Regions from separate parts of the Homo sapiens genome. Here region 1 is linked to region 2. The links are chromatin contacts, found by Hi-C in ENCODE. All regions are on one chromosome and are shown on one strand. The core of a region is the stretch at or near the end of the contact, and the rest is flanking DNA. Distances in the headings are between cores, read along the strand shown. Region 1 has its middle 34 kb from the start of ATP8B1. Region 2 has its middle 26 kb from the start of CXXC1.

Region 1 (5,776 bases), core at 636-3,135, 7.5 Mb before region 2:
AGTTAAGATTATGTATAAAATATTAGTTCCATGCATGTCTATATCCTGAGGTAATTTTAAATTTAAACATTGTTTTATGTCCAACTATAATTTTTTTCTTTTTAAATGGTTTTATTTTATGTGCAAATAATGAGCAGATGTTGTATCCATAAATTCTACTTTCCAAAAACAGGAGCTTTTTAACAGAAAACCACATAATAACTTTTAAAAGGCACTAGGATTCCTCTGCTTCTAGATCATTGCTAGGCTAGAAAAATAAAGTTTTTTCTACCAGGAATCAGAAGTTAGAACTGAGTATTCTCCAAAGTGGAAATTCTAGAGTGTAGTGTCACTCCAGGCAAAGATTATTCAGTTCTCATCCCAAACATCCACAACTACCTATCAGAAAGGTTAAACCAAGTTGAAACAGTCCAGCATAATTAGGCTTCATCAAACAATGTCATTATGCTCTTCTAAGATGCAAATAAACCAAAACAGGAAATACTAAAATCAAAATATTTGACACCGTCATACAAATTGTTAGTTCCTTGTTGTCTCCCCCCTTCTATAACATTAATAAAGTGAATATTTTACTGCAAAGAATATTTTATTTTATACATCACTAGCCATGATTTTTTGCCATTAGTGATTATACAAATGCTGTCTAGTCCATTATCCAGATGACATAACCATTTTACGTCCACAATTCACTTCTACAGTTATAAGTAGAATTTTCGTGATTTACATAAGTACACATATCAGTGAAGATTTAATACTGAGATGCAATCTAACATCCGTAATATCTTGTGTTTTGTAGATGGCAGTGTAGGAGAGATATATTTTAATCACTTTTCATTTAAATGAACTTATGTAAAAAATAAACTAATAATTTAGCAGTTCCAAGTCTCCAAAGGGCATTTTCAAATGTCCATAAAATAAATGGTTACAGAAATGTTTAAGAAGCATCTTCATGTCCACATCCTGTTGTAACTGCTGTACCATTTTCTCTTCCAACTCCTTCCCTTTGCCTGCAAGACGGGCTTGGGTAAGATGGATGCTTTGCTTGACTTCTTTGATATCCTGAACTTTCTGTAGCTCTTTATTTTTCTTCAATCTGTTCATTATAAATTTAGCTTGGTGTTTCTGTTTGATCTCTTCAACTCTCTTCATTGCATCAATAGTTTTATTCCATAGCTCTCGCTGGTATTTGATAAGTTCATTTCTATGTTTGTCAAATTCAAATGAATTATCTACTGTAAGCTCTTTACCAGCTGCTTTCTGGAATGGTTTGGTCCGCCTAACTTTGCGAGGATTGCACTTCTTTTTAAAGTGTTTATGACATTTAGATTTACAAAATCCGAACACTTTGCAATCGTTGTGGATGAACAACATGTCATAGCCAGGGTAGATGGGCCCCGAACAGAAATAACACTTCTCGATGCGCATGTTGAACCCGTGTGGTTCCCCACTGACCACACGCTAAGCTTGAGAGCCCAACTACAATTTCTTTTTTGACTTTTCATTTTGAAATAATGATAGAGTCACCAGAAGGTTCAAAGAAAGTGTACAGGGAGGCCCAGTGTACCCTATACCTAGCCTCCTTCAGTGGTGGTAACATCTTGAATAATTACAGTACAAAATCAAAATCAGGAAATTGACATTGAAATGCTCCACAGAGCTGATTCAGATTTCATTGTTTTTATAAGCACACACGTGTGTACTTCTATACAATCTTATTACGAGTGTAGCTTCCTGTAACCACCAACACAATCGAGATACACAACTGTGCCATCACTACAAGGCTGCCTCATGCTGTAACTGCCCAGCGGGTTCACCCTGCTCACTGCCTAGACAGAGCTGTTTTATCAAGATAGGGGAATTTCTACAGAGAAAGAGTCATTCATGCAGAGCTGTCTGTGTGGGAGACCAGAGTTTCATTATTACTCAAATCAGTCTCCCTGAGCATTCGGGGATCAGAATTTTTTTTTTTCTTTTGAGACGGAGTCTCGCTCTGTCGCCTAGGCTGGAGTGCAGTGGCGCAATCTCGGCTCACTGCAAGCTCCGCCTCCCGGGTTCATGCCATTCTCCTGCCTCAGCCTCCCAAGTAGCTGGGACTATAGGCGCCTGCCACTGCGCCCGGCTGATTTTTTGTATTTTTAGTAGAGAGGGGGTTTCACCGTGTTAGCCAGGATGGTCTCGATCTCCTGACCTCGTGATCTGCCCACCTCGGCCTCCCAAAGTGCTGGGATTACAGGCTTGAGCCACTGTGCCTGGCCTATTTTTTTTTTTTTTTTTTTTGAGACAGAGTCTTGCTCTGCCGCCCAGGCTGAAGTGCAGTGACGCGATCTTTGCCCCCTGCAACCTCCGCCTCCGAGGTTCAAGCCATTCTCCTGCCTCAGCCTCCTGAATGGCTGGGATTATTGGCGCCTGCCATCACTCCCAGCTAATTTTTGTATTTTTTAGTAGTGACGGGGTTTTGACATGTTGGCCAGCCTGGTCTCAAACCCCTGACCTCAGGTGATCTGCCCGCCTTGGCCTCCCAAGGTGTTAGGATTACAGATGTGAGCCACTGTGCCTGGCCAAGTGTTTAGCTTTTTAAGAAACTGATATTTTCCAGAGTGGCTATGCTATTTACATTACTATAAATGTAGGGAAATAGATAATTTTCTCTCAATCTTTCATAATTCTTAGTTGGGATGGGCCACTGTAACAAAAAACAGATTAAAAAGAGACAAATAAACAGAAGATTATTAACATGTATACCTCGTGTAGTATACAGGGAGATACCCAGAGAAATTGGTAAATTTCAAAGAGGTGGCTTTGAACTCACACTTAAATGCCATGTCTGCTGAAACAAAAAGAAGGGTGTAGGGAAAGTTGATTATGCTCAGGAAAAACTGGCAAATAAGAGTAAGATTTGTTATGGAGATTTAAGTCAGTGCCTTCTCCATCAATAAAGGATAACTGTCTCCAGTGACTTAGAGTCATCCTGTCCTCCTGGGGTAATGTGGATGATAAGGTAACTTCCACTCTGTTTTCAGAGCTTCTCCTGTGGTTGCAGTTTCCCAAAATAATCAGCTCAAAATAGAGAGGGGAGAGGAGAGAAAGAGAAGGAGAGTTATCATAAGGAATTGGCTTATGTGATTGTGGAGGCCGAGAAGTCCCACCATCTGCCATCTGCAAGCTGGCAGCTGGGGAAAGCCAGGGGTATCATTCAATCTGAGTCCAAAGGCCTGAGAACCAGGGGAGCTGATGATGTAAACTGCAGTCTGAGGGAAGGAGAGAGTGATATTCCAGCTCAAGTCATCTGGCAGAAAAGAAGGACCAAATTCAGGGCTGGGCGAGGTGGCTCACGCCTGTAATCCCAGCACTTTAGGGGGCCGAGGCAAGTGGATCACTTGAGCTCAGGAGTTTGAGACCAGCCTGGCCAATATGGTGAAACCCCATCTCTACTAAAAATACAAAAATTAGCTGGGCATGGTGGCATGTGCCTGTAATCCCAGCTATTTGGGAGGCTGAGGCGGGAGAATCGCTTGAACCTGGGAGGCAGAGGTTGCAGTGAGTTAAGATCGCACCACTGCACTCCAGCCCGGGTGACAGAGTGAGACTCTGTCTCCAAAAAAAAAAGGCCAAATTCTCCCTTCCTCTGCCTTAAAGCCCTCAACAGCCCATTGAGGAGGGTGATCCACTCATAGACAGAATTGGAAATGACGTTTTGCCAAGTATCTGGGAACCCCATGACCCAGTCAAGATGAAACATAAAATTAACCATCACAAATGCTAATGATCAGATATAAAACGGGAAGTGGGGTAGGGAGTACTTAGAGGTGGGGGGCAACAGTTGTCACTGCAAACAGGATGGTCAGGGAACCTGGCCTGAGACAGTAACATGTAGATCTGAAGGAGAGAGTAGGGGGCTTGAGAAGGGAAGTAACTCACCCATGACCCTCACCCTTATCCACTAACTCCTAACTCTGTGTTCTCTCCCTGATGATAGCTGGTTGTTTTATTTTCATAAAGTCGTGAGATGTTAGAGATGGAAGTGACCACTGGGGATGGCCATAAGTTTCACTGAAGATCCTAAGTCTATTAAACAAAAAATTGAATTTTTGTGGCAACTCACATTGATAGTGGTGGCTTTCTGGAGCATGGCATAGAGCAAGATCCAGAGGTTAGGTCTGGGTTCAGAGCAAAAAGTGACATTTTCCCCAAGTTCAGCAGGAGGATGGTCACATTAGACAGTCGGTGGCCCATTCCTCTTCTAGAGTGACCCTCCCATTACACGATGAGGACATAGGCAGCTGGAGTGTAACAGACAGGAAGTGGCTGGATTTTCAAAATGGTCTTTAGCATGAACACTTTTATGCCTTCACTGTCTCCATTATTGACTAAAGGAAAGTAAAAGAAATGGAGGAGGCCGGGCGCGGTGGCTCACACCTGTAATCCCAGCACTTTGGGAGGCCAAGGTGGGTGGGTCACCTGATGTCAAGAGTTCGAGACCAGCCTGGCCAACATGGTGAAACCTTATCTCTACTAAAAATACAAAAAATTAGCTGGGCCTGGTGGCAAGCGCCTGTAATCCCAGCTACTTGAGAGGCTGAGGCAGGAGAATAGCTTGAACCCAGGAGGCAGACGTTGCAGAGAGCCGAGATTGAGCCATTGCACTCCAGCCTAGGCGACAGAGTGAGACTCCGTCTCAAAAAAAAAAAAAAAAAAAAAAAAAGAAAAAGAAAAAAGAAAAAGAAATGGAGGACTCCACTCTTGGTTACAATGAAAAGAGTCCCCGCCTCCCAAACTTGCAGTTTCTCTCAGGCAACCATTTTATTCCAGGGCTTGGCCAGGTCTCCAGAAATGTTATTTTTCTCTTCTTCTTTGTGGATTCAGCCCAGGGAGGAAAGGTATAATTGCAACCCCACACCCACAAAGATGCTCCTTGGACTTGGATAAAAGAGCACAAGACACCGTTTTTATCACTTAACCCGGTAAAAGAAGATACCTACACAGATCACCAGGACCACACAGTAGGAACAGAGGCCCCCCTTCCCTTGTGCTGCCCAAGTTCCTAGAGGGATCTGAATGAAGCAACTGTTTAACTAATGCAACCATGTTTAAAGTTCCCAAGGGATCCACACTCTTTAAATGATGCATAAATTGAGTCATTTTGTAAAATACAGTACCTTGATTTATTTGCTTAGTAGCTTTTAGTTTGTCTACTAGGTTTCTCTAAAGAAGAATACAAATGTATTTAGGCATAAATTGTTTTCAATCATTTTCTTGGTGTCTACATTACCCTCCATGTAATATATTAGGGGTTCCTAAGCCACAAATGGTATGATTGAAGGTATAAAAACTTGAAGCTCATTGCAACCTTAAACTCCTGGGCTCAAGCAATCCTCCTGCCTCAGCCTCCCAAGCAGCTGGGACTACAGGTGGGTGTCACCATGCCCAGCTAATTTTTAAAATTTTTTGTAGGAGGCCTTGCTATGTTGCTCAGGCTGGTCTTGAACTCCTGGCCTCAAGTGATCCTCCCACCTTGACCTCCCAAAGTGCTGGGATTACAGGCATGAGCCACCGTGCCCAGCCCCCATCTCTTTTTAATACACTAGAATTATGAAATGACAGCAGAAAGAATTCACCTTCTAGTTAGCAGTTGGATCAAACAAGTAAAATAATTTGAAGATGAGCAAAAGGAACCTTGTTATTTTTGACTTAAATGTTCTTGAGAACAAAAATGATGATGCCAGGCTTCAGAAGATGGCCCCTTAAGGGTTTAATGGTTGAAAATCATCCTCACTTT
Region 2 (6,580 bases), core at 413-2,912:
TATTTCTTTCTGCTTGCAAAGTGATGGCTGAAAATTTCATTCTGGTAGTTTTAAAAAATGGCCTCAAACTCTTTGAATCCCTTCCCATCAAGAGGTTGGTCTGTTTCTCTTCACCTTGAATGTTCGTGAGTTTCTGACTGCTTTGACCACTGAGTATAGTAGAAGTGATGCTATGTGACTTCCAATGCTAGCTCATAAGAGGCTATACAGCTTTTGACTTGCTCACACATACACACAGTAGCCCTAAGCCGCCATATAAAACTATGACTACTCCAAAGTCACTATGCTGTGATGAAGTCCAATCTACATTGAGAGGCCATATGTAACTCTTGTCATTGACAGCACACACTTTACTGTGTCATTAAAGCACACACTTTACTGGTCATTATAGCACAGGGACCAGACATAAGTGGAGAAGCAACTAGGTGATTCAGGCCTAAGCCATAGGAGTCATGCCCAGCAATTTGTCTTCCCAGATGAAACTTCAGATTTCCAGTGATTTTAGCACTGTTGTCAAAAATCAATTGACCGTAGATGTATGGGTTTATTTCTGGACTCTCAATTTATTCCATTAATCTATATGTCCAGCCTGATGCCATTACCACACTGTTTTGATACATACAGCTTTTTTTTTTTTTTTTTTTTTGAGACAGAGTCTCATTCTGTTGCCCCGGCTGGAGTGGAGTGGTGCGATCTTGGCTCACTACAGTATCCACCTCCCAGGTTCAAGTGATTCTCCTGCCTCAGCCTCCTGAGTAGCTGGGATTACAGGCACCCGCCATCACACTCAGTAGTTTTTTCTATTTTTAGTAGAGATGGGGTTTCACCATGTTGGCCAGGCTGGTCTTGAACTCCTGACCTCAGGTGATCTGCCCACCTCGTCCTCCCAAAGTGCTGGGATTACAGGCATGAGCCACCACACCCGGCCTGCTAGTACTCTTTTTCTGAGTACTCTTTTCCTCTGCCTTCATGAAAATATCTTTCACATCACTAAAAACAAGGCTGTACTCAGGTTTGTATATAAAAGTATTTTCAAATTAATTAATTAATTGAAACATTTATCAAGTGTTGCATCAATTTACTTAATCTTGAGGGTAATTAATTGCTTGAAAGGAATTATGATGTCTAATGTTTGCATAAAGTCTCTCATTATAGGATCTATTCTTGTTATATAATCAGACCCAGCTAAAGAGAAAGAAGGCAATTATCTCAGAAACTCTGCAGGAAACTTATTAAATGGGCTCATACCAATGAGGCAGGGAACTTAACTTCTGTCTTTTGACAATTTCAATGTACCACACAATTTTAATATTGAGACTACAACAGTGAAACGAATAAACTTGTGAAGAAATAAAGCCACCTGTGGGAACAGATATTTCACAAGGTGCAGCAAAAACTGCCTTAAATGAACAAGCAAATGTTGTTGGTACATGTTCTTCTAGAATAATGACATATACCTAAGTGTGAAAAGGCAATGCTGCAGCAAAAATTTGTGTTTCTCTAGTGTTCCTTCCATTCAGGTAATATAGGGGGAGGAGAGAAGGCTTGCTATGATTAGTTGACTCTATTCTTGCCTAACTGCTTAACACAGTATCTCCGTGTGGTGTCCTTGCTTGAGTACACATGTGTGGTTTCCTCCTGCCAATTTCTGAAAGCATTTGTAAGGTTTCAGTAACCTAGCCCTTAATGTACGAAAAATAATGACCAATTACTTACTGAGCTCCACTGAATAAGTCTACTTATTGCAGACTAAGTGTCTACATTCCTTGTCTCTAATTCTGTCATCAATCTTATAAGACAGAGATTCACCCCATATTACAGATGGGGAAACTGAGGTTCAGAAATGTTGCATTATCAGACCAAGGTTCCACATCTGACAAATGGTAAAGTCAGAATTTGAATGGAGGAGTCAGTTTCCCTGGCTCCAGTGCTTGTGTTTCATCTGTGACGTCATGATGCTGCCGCCCAGCTGCACTCCCAGACATCCCCTCGTTTCACAGACTTTTAATGACTCTCAAATAGTCACTCTTAATTTGAATCTTTTCTGTTCATTCTAGATCTTTAATAATTCTGACTTTGAAAAAAGATTAGGTAAATACACAGCTGCACCACACTTGTCCACCATCTGGAAAAAAAATGCCATGCTCTGAGAAATTTTAACGTAAGATTCTTAACACAGAAACACAATTTAATTGACATAATGAACTTCAAGAATAAAAAGATATTTGTGCAAGCTTTAAAGCAAGAAAGAAAAAATATCATGCACAATAGAAAAATCAGGCTAGTCAAAAATTTCTTCACAGCAATATTTCTGCTCAATATTTTACTTGAAAGACTTCAAACTTGCAGAAAAATGGAATACTGCTACTACATAGAACACCAAGATTTACCAACTAATATTTTCCTCATTTGTTTATCTCTATCTATGTATGGATTAATCACTTTTTTATTTTTGTATTCTCATTTTCTTTGAAAATTTTGTTCTCAACCATTTGAAGTTAGGATGCAAATATCACAACACTTCACATTTTTGTTGAAATGTTTCTACTTATGGGAAGATGAAATGTCCAACCCAAACAATGAATGAAAGATATCTTAAATTCTGACTACCTATAATGTGAGCTGGATGCCAGAGAGGCTCAGAGGTAATTGGAAATTAGAGCATTGGCCTCTTATTTAAACAATATAGGTGAATCAATGTAGGAGCTTTATGGTAGGAAATTTCTCCAATATTTAGTAATAAGAGATTTATAAGACTTGAAAGCATGAGTTAATCTATTTGAAGAAAAAGGAGTACATATCTCAGTCAGAATTCCAGCAAAATGTGCAGATAGTATTTAGGGAAAGCAATAAGCAATAGTAGGTTCCCTACAGTTTGCAACACCAGGGAACTATTACTACATCTAGCCTGGAAGGCAATGTTTATGGAAACCTATTGAGAACAGCTGTATGGGAGAGGGCCATCTGAGAGGAGCTGTGAAATTTGCTAGGGTACTTGGTAACCCATAGAGAATCGACAGGGAAAGATCTGGGACAGTAAGCACCCTCCCTCATTCACTTCCCAGGACAGCAACCACCCTCCCTCATTCACCTCCCAGTCTCTAGGTCTCCTGGTGATCCTCCCCAGTGATTAAACCAGCTGTAAGCCAAAAGTCAAAGGCTACTCATGAAACAGTCCACAAAGGTCAGCCCTCTGAGGCAGAGAGTACGGTGGCAAAAGGTAAACAGTGCATTTGTTGGACAAAAATGAAAGACAAAATTGTTAGACAAAATTATCTGCATATACTTTCTACCTACCATTCCCATTTTGGTAGAATAATTTTTACAACACAGACATAGTTACACACACACAAACAATTGTAACTGAGTACTATATATAGGTTACATAATTATATTTATAATATAAAGCTATTGTAATATAAAACAGTTGTAATACAAATCTGATTATAACATAAATAGACTTTGCTATTTTGAATAGTACTGCAATAAACATAGGAGTACAGGTGTCTTTTTGATAGAATGATTTCTTTTCCTTTGAGTAGATGCCCAGTAGTGGGACTGCTGGGTCAAATGGTAGTTCTATTTTTAGTTCTTGGTAAAATGTCCAATGTGTGGTAAGTAAATACACCAAGACACAAAGAATTGCAGCAGAGAAAGAGGTTTAATCACAAGGCAGCCAAACAAGGAGACTGGAGGAAACCTCAAATCCACCTCCTCAAGGAGTTTAGGATCTAGGGATTTTAAGGGGTTTGGATGGTTAGTGGGCCAAGGTATAAGGATCACTGATTGGTTGAAGAATGAAGGGTGACGTCATGGAACTAAAGAAATTGCATTCTTGCATTGAGTCAGTTCTCCTTTTGGTGTCTTCAGACTGGTGGGCATGAGCTGTCCTGCTAGAATTCAGGATCTGGGCCAGGCATGGTGGCTCATGCCACCATGACAGAGATTCATCCCAGCACTTTTGGAGGCCAAGGCAAGAGGATCTCTTGAAGCCAAGAGTTCAAGAGCAGCCTGGGCAACAGAACAAGATTCTGTTCCTACAAAAATAAAATAAAGTTAGTTGGGTGCGGTGGTAAGCACCTATAGTCCCAGCTACTTGGGAGGCTGAGGTGGAAAGATCACTTGAGCCCAGAAGTTTAGAGGCTGCAGTGAACTGTGATCATGCCACTGTACTCCAGCCTGAGTGACAGAGCAACATCTTGTCTCTAAAAATAATAATAATACAATTTTTAAAAAAGAATTCAGAATCTGAAAATCATCTTGAATGGAAAGTTTCAGACTTCTAATGCTAAAGATGCTATCTATAGGAACAATGAGGAAGTTCATGGTCTGTGTTCTGGCCTACGTGACTTTCGGTTAGTTAGCAATTACAGCGAAGTGGGCCAAAGTGTAGCCTGATTAATGCTTGACTGCCCTTCAGCCCAAAACCTGGCATGTTATTATGAGGATGGTTTCAAGAAGACAGAATGAGAGAGGAAAAACTAAAATGTAAGAATAAAATAAAGCAACTGAGAGAATACTAACGTGAGAATATTAAAAAGAATTTGGAAATGCCAATTTACAGAAATAACAGCCTTAAGAGTGGATACACATCAGTCATACCCTTATATGTTGGTAAAAATATGCATCAGTATATAATACAATGTGTAGAAAAGAACTAGCAAAGCAGACCTGAGACTGCTATTCTTAGAAAGGCCTGCTTGCAAAGTTGGCCCTTGGCTGACATCTGGGAACTTAACTGGTAAACAGGTACCTACACTGATATAAAACTTTCCCTTGGTCGGGCACAGTGGTTCATGCCTGTAATCCTATAACCTTGGGAGGCTGAGGCAGGAGGATTGCTTGACGTCAGAAGTTCAGAAGTTCTAGGCAATATAGCAACACTCCGTCTCTACAAAAATATTTTATAAATTGGTCAGGTGTGGTGGCACACATCTGTAGTCCTAGCTACTATGAGGCTGAGACAGGAGGATTGCTTGAGCCTGGGAGTTTAACGCTGCAGTGAGTTCTGATCAAACCCCTACACTCCAGCCTGGGTGACAGAGCAGGACCCTGCCTCTAAAAAAGTAAAATAAAATAAAACACTTTCCCTAAATGATAAGGGTGGCTCACTGTGCCTAGACTGTGTGGACAGTATGGTTTATGCTGAACAACTGCTTTCCATCTGGGTATCTGGAATCATGGTACATGGTAGGCAGGGAATGCCTATATGTCCAGCTCCCAGTAAAAGCCTTAGGGACAGTCTCTAATGACACCCCGATAACATATCACACATTGTCACACTCATTGCTAGAGGAAGTATGTCTTGTGCAACTCCACTGGGAGAGAACTCTTGGAAACTTGTGCCTGTGGTCCTTTGGACTTTGCCTCATGTGCCTTTTACCTTTGCTCATTTTGCCTTGTATCTTTTCATTGCAGCAAATCTTAGCCATGATTATGACTATGTGCTAAGTCATGTGTGCCCTTCTGGCAAATCATCAAAACTGGAGCTGGCCTTAGGAAGCCGCAACACATGCAGATATTGATTTTGTCTGTGCTCTAGAGTTCTGTGTTCAACCTCAAGTTAGCATGGAGGAACCAAAGTGCGATTTTGTAATTGAATTCTAGATATTAGCTTCAGTCTTACCCCTGGCAAGAAGTACCTTGAAAGTTTCTGTCCTAGAGGTCTTTGGTAGATCTGTGTTCTCCTCTCCTGCCGCTGTGGTCCCCACTTGAGCTGATTCTTAGTTCCTTGTTCTGCATTGCCTGTTCCCATGCCTGGAATTCTAAACCTTGGAGCTTAATTGCATTTTTAAATCTATGTCCTGATCCAGGTCCACTGTGATCCTCAGCTTTCAGAACCCTGGTCTTCACCATGCCCAGTCAATGCTATGGCTGCTCCGTTAGCTTTTTCATCTAGTTTCTCCCGTCCTGAGTTTCCCTGAGCCTATGCCCTAACTTCAGCCCAAGGCTAATTACAGCACTCAGAGTAGGAAGATTTATTATTAATATCGAATTTATTACTACTGGCTGTACAGCCTGGCAAAGGACTTAGGCTCCTGAGTCTAAACTGCTTAAACTGAACATGAATAATATAACCTTTCTTCTGTTTGCCTAATAAGGCACTTGTGAGGGTCAAATAAGATGTTTTTTTTGTTTGTTTTTGAGACAGTCTCACTCTGTCACCCAGGCTGGAGTGCAGTGGCACAATCTCGGCTCACTGCAACCTCCGCCTCCCAGGTTCAAGCAATTCTCTTGTCTCTGCCTCCCAAGTAGCTGGGATTACAGGCGTGCAACACCATGCCTGGCTAATTTTTGTATTTTTAGTAGAGACAGGGTTTCACCATATTGGCCAGGCTGGTCTCGAACTCCTGACCCACCTGCCTTGGCCTCCCAAAGTGCTAGGATTACAGGCATAAGCCACTGCACCCAGCCAGATTTTATATGTGTAAGTATTTATCAACTATGGAGCACTACACAGTTACACATTTCACATATTATGATTATTGCCATCATCTCCAAGCTATACCTACAGATAGAGTCACACAAATTTGACTTTTCTAAAAAGTCCTTACTAACCTTTCTCTAGGCCAACCACAAA

Evidence for each region. A loop is a pair of places that touch in the nucleus more often than their neighbours do. Pooled maps may share reads with other maps.
Region 1: a loop to region 2 is called in a pooled map, with 15 times the contacts of the local background. The contact joins two enhancer-like sites. A Hi-C loop is called at or near these places in 3 of 37 single-sample maps with no recorded cell type and 3 of 50 pooled maps.

The regions. Positions count from the first base shown.
Region 1 is chr18:57,834,125-57,839,900 of GRCh38, reverse strand. It overlaps the pseudogene RSL24D1P11. Among named protein-coding and RNA genes, the nearest start is that of ATP8B1, 34 kb to the right of the region's middle. Within about 2 kb of position 1,885, at least 3 of the 41 ENCODE cell types and tissues checked have a DNase peak (open chromatin) inside an H3K27ac peak, as active enhancers do.
Region 2 is chr18:50,310,658-50,317,237 of GRCh38, reverse strand. No RefSeq gene overlaps it. Among named protein-coding and RNA genes, the nearest start is that of CXXC1, 26 kb to the right of the region's middle. Within about 2 kb of position 1,662, at least 3 of the 41 ENCODE cell types and tissues checked have a DNase peak (open chromatin) inside an H3K27ac peak, as active enhancers do.